Linked DNA regions of Homo sapiens: regions 1 and 3 are each linked to region 2. Evidence: chromatin contacts called from ENCODE Hi-C data. All regions are on one chromosome and are shown on one strand. Each heading gives the region's core, a stretch centred on a gene start or an enhancer-like site at or near the end of the contact. The rest is flanking DNA. Distances are from core to core; before and after follow the strand shown. Region 1 holds the start of PWP1 (PWP1 homolog, endonuclein). Region 2 holds the start of ARL1 (ARF like GTPase 1). Region 3 holds the start of SNRPF (small nuclear ribonucleoprotein polypeptide F).

The links. A loop is a pair of places that touch in the nucleus more often than their neighbours do. Pooled maps may share reads with other maps.
Region 1: a loop to region 2 is called in a pooled map, with 3 times the contacts of the local background. The contact joins the promoter of PWP1 here to the promoter of ARL1 in region 2. A Hi-C loop is called at or near these places in 4 of 50 pooled maps.
Region 3: a loop to region 2 is called in a pooled map, with 5 times the contacts of the local background. The contact joins the promoter of SNRPF here to the promoter of ARL1 in region 2. A Hi-C loop is called at or near these places in 2 of 50 pooled maps.

What each region holds. Positions count from the first base shown.
Region 1 is chr12:107,683,009-107,687,048 of GRCh38, reverse strand. PWP1 (PWP1 homolog, endonuclein) reads right to left here and starts at 1,250. Exons shown (of 15, transcript NM_007062.3): 1 at 1,078-1,250. The coding sequence starts at 1,149. RefSeq lists enhancers at 912-961, 1,182-1,441 and a silencer at 3,871-4,040.
Region 2 is chr12:101,406,093-101,409,892 of GRCh38, reverse strand. ARL1 (ARF like GTPase 1) reads left to right here and starts at 2,121. Exons shown (of 6, transcript NM_001177.6): 1 at 2,121-2,251. The coding sequence starts at 2,248. RefSeq lists enhancers at 2,459-2,508, 2,589-2,638.
Region 3 is chr12:95,857,650-95,861,987 of GRCh38, reverse strand. SNRPF (small nuclear ribonucleoprotein polypeptide F) reads right to left here and starts at 3,036. Exons shown (of 4, transcript NM_003095.5): 1 at 2,912-3,036; 2 at 695-820. The coding sequence starts at 2,914. SNRPF-DT (SNRPF divergent transcript) reads left to right here and starts at 3,149. Exons shown (of 3, transcript NR_135014.1): 1 at 3,149-3,234. RefSeq lists enhancers at 2,714-2,763, 2,794-3,023, 3,144-3,203, 3,254-3,313, 2,712-3,327.

The DNA of each region.
Region 1 (4,040 bases), core at 1-2,500, 6.3 Mb before region 2:
ATACTATATGTGCACATGTCGACTCCATAAAGGCAGGGTCTTTTTCTATTTTTTTTTTTTTTTTTTTTTTTTTTTTTTTGAGACGGAGTCTCACTCTGTTGCCCGCCCAGGCTGGAGTGCAGCTGTGCGATCTCGGCTCACTGCAAGCTCCGCCTCCCGGGTTCACGCCATTCTCCTGCCTCAGCCTCCCGAGTAGCTGGGACTACAGGCATCCACCACCACACCCGGCTAATTTTTTGTATTTTTAGTAGAGACGGGGTTTCACCGTGTTAGCCAGGATGCTCTCGATCTCCTGACCTCGTGATCCGCCCGCCTTGGCCTCCCAAAGTGCTGGGATTACAGGCGTGAGCCACCGCGCCCGGCGGGACTTTTTCTATTTTGTTCATGCCTATCCCAGGACCCTGAACAATGCCTGGCCTACAGAAAGCACTTAGTATCCAATGAGGAAATTACTTAAGTAATCGTCACCTCTGCTACAGTCTCAGTCTCCAACTCTTGTAGGTTTTTCATGTGTTAGACATTTACCTCTCATCCTCCCTGCTACCATCAACATCTCACTTGGATTACTGCAAGAAATTCCCTATTCATCTCCCAGCCTCACGACATCTTAGCCTCCACACCAGTTTTTCTACACCACATTCATCCTCACTCCTTCAGACACGGAGCACAAGAGTGGAAAGTGGAGTTTTCATGCTCTCTTCCCAGTTATGCTTGAAAATGCACTTGGGTGCTAGTGAAGCTAGTGGTGTTGTCAAAAAGCCTTTTGGGGTATTACCCACCAAAAACAGCAGCCCACCCCTTTCCGGCCCGCTAAGTCCATGTGCGTGCGAATTTGGGAGTGGGGTTGGGCTTGAGGGTGGGAACAGTGAGAAGGCGCGGCCCTTGACTCTCCAGGCTCAGGCGAACCAGACCTTCTGAACTGCAGCTCTAGTCGCGACAATCCGGGCAAAGCCGCCCTCACCCCAGCCAGTCGCACCAGCCAACGCCCCGAGTTCCGGGTCCACGTTCCCCCAGCTGGGCGGACCCCCAGTGCCGTAAAGACGCTGCTCCCCTTGTCTCCCAGCGACCAGGCCTCACCTTGTCTGGTGTCTCTTTGGCCACGCCGCAGCGGACCCAGGCCACGCACGTCACCTGGCGGCTGCGGTTCATGGTCCTCAAGTCAAGGGCGTGTCACGCTAGAAACCAGGCTGCATAGGGAGGGACCACGACCGCACTGCTGCCACACGCTCAGGGATCTGCACAGGGCCGCTGCCAGGGCAGAGCGCATGCGCAGGCTCCTGTTTGGGCAGCGTCGGCGCTCATTTCAGACGTCATTCTGAGGCGCCGAATGAGAAATAGGAGGGGACAAAATGGAAGCGGAAGCAGCCGGGCGAGGAATCCACGTGGGCTGGTCTGGGCTGTGTGAAGTATAGAGAAAAGGCTTTTCAGGACTGCATGTGACGATGCCTGCGGGCTTTGTAAAGGCCAAGAAAATATTTGGGACTGTAGGGGTCAGTCAGAAGCAAAGTTTCACCAATCTTTATTTTGCTTGCAGTTCCGTAGACTTCAAGCTGACAAATGGCAGAGGTTTGTGGTTTGCGTTTTTTAAAAAGCTTTCTCCAAAATGAATTTGTCGTTTCACGGAGATCCCACCATTACATCTCATTACATCCCTAAATGTTACTTTCTCACCTTAAAACATTTAGCACCAAAAAAAAAAGTGAGAAAAAAACATTTAGCACCAATTATATACTAACTATGCAGTAGTGATTTAGTCTTGGCAAACACAAAGGGCTTACTTATGTTGAAGGCGCTGTTTTGAGTGCCGTATCACGTGATTACTTACCCCTTTGTGGGAGGTCTTATTTCCGTTTTACACCTGGGAAAACAGCGATCCTTCCAAAGGTCACACTGCTAGTAAGCGGTGCAGCTGGGATATGAACCCGGGCAGTGTGACTCCCTTGTATCTATGTCATGCTTCTCAGCTAAGATCAGTCATCTGTTAGAACTCGTGAGTGGCTGGACGTTTGTAGAATGGAAAATCTCAAACTAGCATCCCAGAAAAATCTGGGTTTTGATCTCTTGGCTGTGTGGCCCTGTCCTGGTCATTTACCCTCAATGCATCTACCTCTGAGAGAGGCAAGCAAAAGAAACAGGAAGGTGGCTGCTATGGGGAAACAGTGGCAAGGATAAACTGGCAGTACACATGGTCTTTCCCAGTGGCATTGTCAAACGGGGGGTGTCCACCTGTGGGCTCTATTCGGGGACCTTTTTGCAACACATTTATCTTTCTATACAGTATTTTACTTGGTTCTCACAACACTTTGTTTTAAAGATGAAGCTAGAGTCCCCAGTAGTCAAATACTTTCCTACTCAGATCACACACAGAGGAGCTGATACAACTATGAGTTCTGTCACCAACTCTACTCAGCCTAATGCGCTTGGCAATCTCCCTGCCTGAGGAGAGATCCTCCCAGAAGTAAATTGCTCATTGTTTGTGTAGGCAGATTATTTGTCCATTAAGACTTCTCCCCCTGCTCTGTTTCTGTAAGATGATTCTTCTGTGGTTTCTTTGCTTTTAACCCATTTTAGAAAGACCATATGGCAGATAATATTTTTCAAGGATGGCTGCAACAATAGAGTCCTTCACACATGTTTGTCTGCAACGTGATCTTGATATTCCTCCATCAAAGCACCCCCCCCCGCCCCCACCAACTTGAATCTGGGTAGTTGTAGGTCTGCTTTGGCCAATAAAGTATGACAGAAATGATGTTTCCAAGGTTAAGTCATAAATAGGATGCAGGTTTTGCTTCCCCACCACCACACCCACTTCTCCACTTCCACACCCCCCACCCACTCCCCCACTGCCCACCAGTAGAACACTAATGTTTGGAGCCCTGAGCCACCATATAAAGTTTGGCTACTGTGGTAGTCTGTTCTCACACTGCTAATAAAGACATACCCAAGACATGATAATTTATAAAGAAAAAGAGGTTTAATGGACTCACAGTTTCAGTTGGCTGGGGAAGCCTCACAATCACTGCAGAAGGCAAAAGAGAAGAAAGGCATGTCTTACATGGCAGCAGGCAAGAAGAGAGCATGTGCAGGGGAACTCCCCTTTATAAAACTATCAGATCTCAGCTGGGTGCAGTGGCTCATGCCTGTAATCCCAGCACTTTGGGAGGCCGAGGCAGTTGGATTACAAGGTCAGGAGTTCTAGACAAGCCTGGCCAACGTAGTGAAACCCCGTCTCTACTAAAAATATAAAACTTAGCCGGGCATGGTGGTGCATACCTGTAGTCTCAGCTACTTGGGAGGCTGAGGCAGGAGAATCACCTGAACCCAGGAGGCGGAGGTTGCAGTAAGCCGAAATCGCACTGCTGCACTCCAGCCCGGGCAACAGATCAAGACTCTGTCTCAAAAAATAAAAATAAATAAAAATAAATTAATTAATTAATAAAACCATCAGATCTCATGAGACTTATTATCATGAGAAAAGCACAGGAAAACGCCGCCCGTATGATTCAATTACCTCTCACTGGGTCCCTCCTATAACACATGGGGATTATGACAATTCAAGGTGAGATTTGGGTAAGGACACAGATCCCAAACCATATCAGCTACCCTGAGTCCACTATGCTGTTAGGAAACCAAACCACATGGAGAGACCACATGTGGTACTCCAGTAGACAGTTGTAGTTTTTGAGTTAACCCAGACCTGTAAATGAAAGTGCCTTTAGGTGAATCCAGCTCCCAGACATTGATTCACTCCCAGCGTTTGAGCTTGCTCAGCTGAGACCCAGCCATCATGGAACAGAGACAAGACATCCCCACTGTGCCCTGCCCAAATTTCTGACCCCCAGAATTTGTGAGCTTAGTAAAAGATTGTTTCTAACCACTAACTTTAAAAGAAAAAATCCTTCCATAATTTTTATTATAGTAAAATATACATAACACAAAATTTGCCATTTTTAAAAAGAGACAGATTTAGGGTGGGCTCCGTGGCTCGGCCTAAATCCACTTTGCCCTCCTTTGAGAGGCCAGCACTTTGGGAGGCCAAG
Region 2 (3,800 bases), core at 872-3,371:
ACTATGGAAGGCAGTATGGAGGCTCCTCAAAAAATTAAAAATAGAACTACAGTATAAACCATATAGTATATACCATATATATCATATATGCATATGTACCATATATACAATATATACGTATATACCATATATTCTGGGTATATATCCAAAGAAAATGAAATCAGTATGTCAAAGAGATATCTGCATCACCATGCTCATTGCAGCATTATTCATAATAGCCAAAGTATGGAATCACCTAAGAGTGAACTGATGGATAAAGAAAACGTGAAATGTAAAAATGTGGTATATGTATGTATATTTATATATATAATGAATACTATGCAGCCTTTAAAAAGAAGAAAATCCTGTCATTTGTGACAACATGGGTGAATTTATGCTAAGGGAAATAAGCTAGGCACAGAAACACAAATACTTCATGATCCCACTTATATGTAGAGTCAAAAAAAGTGGAACTCATAGAATGAGAGCAGAATAATGGCGGGATCTTGGCTCACTGCAACCTCTGCCTCCCAGGCTCAAGTGATCCTCCCATCTCAGCCTCTCAAGTAGCTGGGACTACAAGTGCCACTGTGCCTGGCTAATTTTTTTATTTTTTTGTAGAGATGGGGTCTCACTATGTTGCCTAGGCTGGACTCCAACTCCTGGGCTCAAGGGATCTGCCCGCCTCGGCCTCCCAAAGAGCTGGGATTACAGGCCTGAGCCACGACACCTGGCCGACCTTAAATATTCTTAGCACAAAATAAACATATACACACAAGCACACACGACTATGTGAGGTGATGGGTATGTTATCATTTCACAACATATACAACTATGAAAACATCACATGGTACACTGTAAATATATACAATTTTTATTTAAAGCTAGAAAAATTCTTTTAAAATAAACTAAAAAGGCAGTCCATAAGCTTCTGTTGAATGGATGAAAATCTCTACCATAAATAAAAACATAATATGCAAAGGTATTAATAAGATTTGGAAGAAAACCTAAGAGAGTATTAACAGTAGTGACTACTGGGGATCACCGAGATACAGGGTATTAGGGATGGAAGGTTTACTTTTCTCTTTTTTTTTTTGAGACGGAGTGTCGCTCTGTCGCCCAGGCTGGAGTGCAGTGGCACGATCTCGACTCACTGCAACTTCTGCCTCCTGAGTTCAAGTGATTCTCCTGCCTCAGCCTCCTGAGTAGCTGGGACTACAGGCGCCCGCCACCACGCCTGGTGAATTTTCTGTATTTTTAGTAGAGACGGGGTTTCACCGTGTTAGCCACGATGGTCTCGATCTCCTGACCTCGTGATCCGCCCGCCTCGGCCTCCCAAAGTGCTGGGATTACAGGCGTGAGCCACCGCGCCCGGCCGGAAGGTTCACTTTTCAATGGATCTTTGGGAAGTTTCAAAACATACATGCTCAACCTTTAAAAATTTCTCTAGGGGAAATCCCTTCTCCACATCCTATAGGTGTGCTTCCTTCTTCCTCTCCACACACTTCACTATCAAAACCTACATTACTTCCAACAGTCGACCCTCGAGGGAATAAGTCCCTGGTCCCCACGATCGGGACCAGCCAGTCCACACTGCCGACCCCTGAAAGGCGGTCTCAGCTGCTCGGTCAGCGAGAAAAAAAGCCGGCGAGGTCCTCGTCCTGCAGGCCACAGCGAAGACAAAAACCTCTGGTTACTGGCCTCAGGTGCAAGGCTGCTCCGCATTGGCAGCGCGGTACCATTCCTATTATTATTACGTAGTCTTGTTTCTTTCTGGGAGAAAGCACCTAGGGAGAGTTGGGCTGGCCCCGCAGGGCGCTCCGGGACACGCGTCCTCTGCAACGCCGCAGCCTGCGCCAGCGTTCGACCGGGACGACTCATCGAGGCCCGACTCGCATTTTCAGTTGTCAGATTCGCCACTTTTTGGTGTCAGAATTTAAAACAAAAATTCCAATTTCTCTATTTCAGAAGCTCTTTCTGTCCAGAAAAACACAAGCAGGAGAGACTTCAGGTTTTTGAATTATTCGTCTCTTCTGGCCTCCACGGTATCTACATCCAGTGAGCGGGGACCGTGAGTCGAAAGCGACGACGCGGATGCTCAGGCCACCGTTCCCGGCGCGCAGTCGCAGCTGACCCTCGCTCCCGCCCCCGCCTGGAGTCCGACGTGGAAGTTGCTGGCTGACTGGGCTTGCGAGGAAACCGCCTCGGAGCTGCAGCCGAAGGCCAAGGAATCACTGAAGATCGGCGAGGGAGGACAGGGGGTTCATCATGGGTGAGGGGTTCGAGAAGGGCACCTGGGCGCGCTCGAGGGAGCCGCGGCCGAGGGCTGGGGTGCAGAGGAGGAGAGGGGCCGGCCAGGATACCCTAGAGTAGCCAGCTCCTCAGGGGGCGGGTCGCGGAGGACTTGACTCACTTTGGATCTTCATCTGTAGGGGTGGATCCGGCCTCTCGCGTTCTCCTCCGTCCTCTCTCGGTTCCCCTTGATTCCTGCGGGGTCCAGGGACCCGGACAGCTTGGGGACGTCCGCAGAGCCTGGGTTCGAGTTCTTTACCCTTATCATGAAGTTTTCCCTCATCCCCAGCTCCACTTGCTGGGCAGAGTTGTTCTTGCGGAGGCTGGCAACGCGTCAGTCGCAGGTTCGCCGAGGTTTCTTGGTGAAAGATGAGCTGCGGCCCCAGAGTGGAAGCTTAATCATTCTCTTTACCAGGGGCGCTGGGACGGCGTCAGTTTGAAAAACCTGAGAGCAGGTGTTGCTTATGTTGTTTTATGGCCAGTTTGGCATTTGTCTGCTAATCTGCTGTAGCGTTTCATGTAATAATACGGGTATTTCTAGTCGGCAAATGAAACTTTATTCTTGGTTCTTGGCCCGCTGATTGAGGGAACTGCATTCTCACAAGCATCAGGTAACACCCTCGCCCCGCTAGAACCCAAGTGAGGGTGCACATTCTTTAACTCGTTTCTCACCCTCCAAATGAAGGTGCAGATTCTTTGGCTTGGTTAAATCCCTCCACAGTTTTCTGGGGAGCATACTTCTTGCTCCCAAGCATCACAGGCGCTGTCCTGTCTTCCATAACCGCCTTCAGTTTTGTTCCGCCTCTCTTCTACCTGTAAATGGTAGAAAGGACTTTGTCAAGTCACACCTATTCTGTTGAACTTTCCCAAGGTTCTCTAGCCCATGGTGTTGTTCATTTTTCAACTCGCAGCTCTTAGTTATGCCATGTCTTTGCCAAATAACAGTGTGGCATCACTTCTGATGTTAACTATTTTTTTTTGTATTAATGTAACTTGTTTTTAATCTTCTCTAATGGCTCTGGATGGGAAAAGGACTGTGCTTTTTATCCTACACAATACTTGGTGTACAGGAAGCTTTCTGGGAATATTTTGTGATGCATTGGATAGAGCTTTATTATTTTTAAAAGTGGGTTTTTTGTCAAAAATAGTTATTGTTTTCAGCTTTTTTCTCAATTTCTTGTACTAGCTATATTGCTTCGTGGAGAACTCTGATTGAAGTTGGTTATAGTGGTACTGCTGCTGTACAGTACTTTTCCTGTGCGAGGATTACATTGTCCCACTATCCTCCTTACTGGCCCCTTGGTTTTTAGGGGTAGTGAGGGGATCATGCTAAAATATTCCTATTCTGCTGATTAGAAAATGAGATTCCCAAAGGCCGCGGCCATATTTCTCTTATTATTTGGTTTATCTTCTGTGCCTGCATGACACAATAGTAACATAACTAAGGACATAGTAACATAACTAATTACTTGTTTGATATTGAATAATATATTTCATTGGGAGGAAAAATATGCACCTACGCATCCAGG
Region 3 (4,338 bases), core at 1,787-4,286, 5.5 Mb after region 2:
TTAATGGAAAATTATTGTTTAATGGGCAAAAAATTTCACTTTTGGATGGTAAACAAGTTCCAGAAATGGACAACGGTGATGGCTGCAGAACAATGTGAAGGTACTTAATGCCACTGAATTATACACTTAAAAATGGTTAGAGTGGCAAAATTGTAATGTATATTTTACCACAATAAAAAGATAATTAATTACAAAAAAACCCACCAAAACACATGGCTGAATCATTTACAGAAACTCGTTTGACAGACATACAGTCAGTTCAATTCCTTTGGCAGATCTGTCTTTCCCCTGAAGGAATGAATTTCCTCAATAGCTTTGGTGTTGTGCCTTTAGCATTCATTAAAAGACTCAATAATTTCACTTGAAAACTTTCTTTCAGGGCTAAATGATGAGAAATGTTTTGTTTTCTCCAGCAAAGTAGTGTGTTTCCCTTATGGTATTATTATGAATCAAGTGTCTGAGCTCTTCCTACTTTAACTACTAGGAATAAAATCTGTAGCTGAATTCTGGTTTAAGTCCATGTCTTGTACCTAGTATATCACAGTATCCCTCCTGGCTTTGACTTTATTTTTGAATTTTGCCGTATATTTGTCAATTTAATTGTATGTATTCTTATTAGTCAGACTAAACCTTTGAGAAATAAGGTGAAGCAAAATAAATGCAATGTTATGACCTTTACAGCTCTTTAGCTTACCTGCATGTTCATGTAGCCATCTACAGATACCAGATAGCCCTTGTACTCCATTCCCCACTTAAGTTTCACCATCACTGGCTTTCCTGTTAGTCCATTGAGGAAAGGTTTGGGATTGAGGGGTAAACTCTGCACAAAGAACAAAAAAGGATCTAATTAATTATTTTTCCTCCCACCACCAACTCTCTTCTACCGAATCACCAATATTTTGTGGTATGCAAATGAAGAAAACTTTTGACTCCTTATTATTTTAGTACATAATTTTCACTTTTATTTGTTGAGAGTACCAGGGAAATTTAAATATCCAGTTAGCCAATTTCACCTTTAACCCATCAAAACAAAACACTGACTATTCACTTAAGATACACTGACTACCTACATCACTCACTGTTCTGAGCTCTAAAGAAACAAAGATAAAGGCACTAAAAAAAAAAAAAAAAAAAAGCGGGCCAGGTAGGGTGGCTCGTATCTGTAATTCCAGTAATCTGGAAGGCCAAGGCCGGGGGATCACTTGAGGTCACGAGTTCAAGACCAGCCCAGGCAACATAGTGAGACCCCCATCTCTACCAAAAATAGTCAGGTGTGGTGGTGCACACCTGTAGTCCCAGCTACTAGGGAGGATGAGGTGGGAGGACTGCTTGAACCCAGGAGCTCGAGGCTGCAGTGAGCTATGATTAGGCCACTGCACTCCAGCCTGGGCAACAGAGCAAGACCTTGTCTCTTATAAATAAATAAATAAATGAGTCCCTGTCAAGAAGTTGGAGATGGGGAGGGGAACTCCTCACATACAAATAATTATATTGCATGCTGCACTGTAGTAAAAGGAGATATACTAGGCACAAGGGTACCAAAGCAATCCAGGGGAAAAAGGAAAGGTTGCCTGAAATAAGTAATACCTCAGTTTTAAAGGATAAGAGTTTATTTCCAGAGCGGGAAAAAATGCTGTTCCAGGCAAGGCTAGCTACTTATGTAAAAGGAGGGAAGAGTGATGCAACAAGGTGGTTTTGGGGACATACAATTCAGCATTGTCAGTCAAAGCCCCAAATATAAAACTACAGAAGGAAGCAGAGGGCAGATCACGCTTGACAGTATTTAACTGGGGAAGCTAGGGCTAGGTCCTATCTGACTTTGTCAGTAGCACCGCCTCTTACTTACAGCAATTACTTAATGTCTATTTATTCAGCAAACCATTAACATCTCCAGTGATTTCGGTTTTTGCCCTCTTCTGCTCACTCACCAGTCAAACAAAGAAGAGAACTAAGAAACTTGGCTACTAACCCCCTCTAACATGAGCATATTCGGAGTGATCTTGATATGGCGATTACTCCAATAACCTAATGGGTCTCCAGTTTTCATTCTCCAATTTGTTATCCACCACAGTAACTATGATTTTTTAAAGTGCACATCAGATTGTCATATTTCTGCTTAAAATGATCCAATGGCTTCCAACCGAATCATTTTAAATTGATTTGGAGTACAATCAAAACCTCCCAATACAGCCTAAGAGGTCCTGCCCAACGCCTGCTCCTCCGATACCATCTCTTAACCACTATTCGCGCAAGTGGCTATACCTTTCTGTCAATTTCTCCAAATGACCAAGCTTTCTTTCCGGCCGCAGGTCTTATGCTCCTATTCCCTGTGCTCGGTACACTCCTCCTCCTGCTCTTTAAAGGGTCGTATTTCATGACACTTAGGCTTCGAGTTAAATTCCACCTCCTAGGGAGGCCATCTCTGACTAAGCCTCTAATGTCTAACGCGCACCCTCACAGCCTCCTGTCTGCATTGTTCTTAGCACTTATTATTTGCAATTACATACTTGTTATTTTTTGACTAATGTCTGTCTTCCCCACCCAAGTGAGTTAATCTAGAGCATGGCCGTATCATTACTTTCACGGAATGAAAGTGAATTCTGGAGTGTGGTTAAGTGGGAAGTGCAAATTCTCTTTGACTTTTACCCCGACCCTATAGCCCCAACTAAGAATACCCCAGGCCCGGATTCAAACAAAGAGAAGAAGGCACGGGCACTCCTAGGAAAAGAAAGGCATCGGGAGGAGCACGCGCCTCAGAAACCTAAAAGCAGAGTGAAAGGAGCTGGCGACAGGGTGCGCGGCGCCTCACGCGGATGAATGGGAAACGCGCGAAGGAACCAGCAGGCCCCGCGAGGCTGGTCTCCCTCCTTCTCTTTCTCCCCGCTTCTCCCGCCGTTCTCTTTCTCCTTACCATCGTAACCACGGCCGAATGTTGCAGGCTACTCTCTGCCGACCAGGCCGCCGCCCGTCCCTCGTGACTACAGCAGGTACCGCAGGTCCCGAGCCGCAGTTTCAAGAGAAATGGCCGCCAAACAGGACTATGACCTTTCACCTCCCACCACGGCCCTTCCTGCCTCTGTGATTGGACGCAAAGAGGTGCGTGCTGATTGGAGGAGATGGCTGGCCCAGTATCTCCTAGCAACCAGCAGCGGCTTGGGTTTGCGCCTTGCAGGCGGCGCGCGGACCTTGGGAAACCGGCTCTGAGCATCGCTGTGAGGCAGCCAAGGACTGGAGGCAGGCCGGTGTTTTTAAATGTGGTGTCCTTCCTAGAGGGCGGTCTGGGAGAGGCTGTGTAACGGATGTGACTTCTCCCCAACTTGGCTAATGGGGATTTACTTTGTCTTTTTACACCCGTGAGAATGTTCGGGGTCCCAGAGTTCCTTCCTCACTCTTCCAACAGGTTCCATGATTTGGGGGCGCCTCTGCCGCAGGCCCTTTCTACCTGAGTGTTCTCTCTTCTGCAACACCCGTTTTAACCCCTTTTAAAGGAATTGGGGGCTAGCCAGACTAGACTAGGGGCGGCGAAACGCACTGAAGAGAGTTGGATACAGAATTTCTTGCAAACGAGGTCGAGTTGCGTCTGGGATACGGTGTCATGCCCCACCCCCGCCCCACGACCCTGCCGGCCCCACCTTTCTTTTGCTTCGCCTGCAGAAACCCGCACGGCCTTCATACGTGCATTTGAAATTACCTAAGGGCGTAAGCAATATTTCCTCTGTCACGGATTAAAACTTTCGATGTAACGGTGTTATCTGAATCTCACTAGTTTTTGTCGTAATCCTATTGAGTTCGGGTCACTCTGATCTGAAATGCTAAATGCAGTTCTTGGAGAACACGCCCTTTGGGAAGTAACGCTTTTTTGCGGCCCTGAAGAGATGGATTTGGAGTTGAGGATGAAATGTTGGGTGTTGAGGCATTGTGGAGCAGTGGGCAAGACTTTGGAGGGGGCCTGCATTCGGAACCTGCGTCTATCAGGCGCGGCCGGTGTTGGGCAGTGTCTTAACCCCGAGGGCCATTGTTTCCTCGGCAGGAACGCGGCTTTAAAAACGGAACCATCCTCAGGGTGGTTGCGAGAATTTAACGTAAAACGGGGCTTGGCCTTGTAAAAGCTCAGTGTTTCACGTAAATGTTGAACACTGACCAGACAATGATTGTCAGTGTAGTTTTTACCAAACAGTTATTAGATTTATTCACCCTAAACTTCAGTGGATTTCTCCGTTTGTCTATTGTTTTATGAACTTTAAGTCTTTGTATAGACTTTGAGTTCCTACTATGTGTCAGGCTTTTTCAACAATCGTGGAAATCTTACCTTACTGTCTGATTCGGGGTGACAGCCCC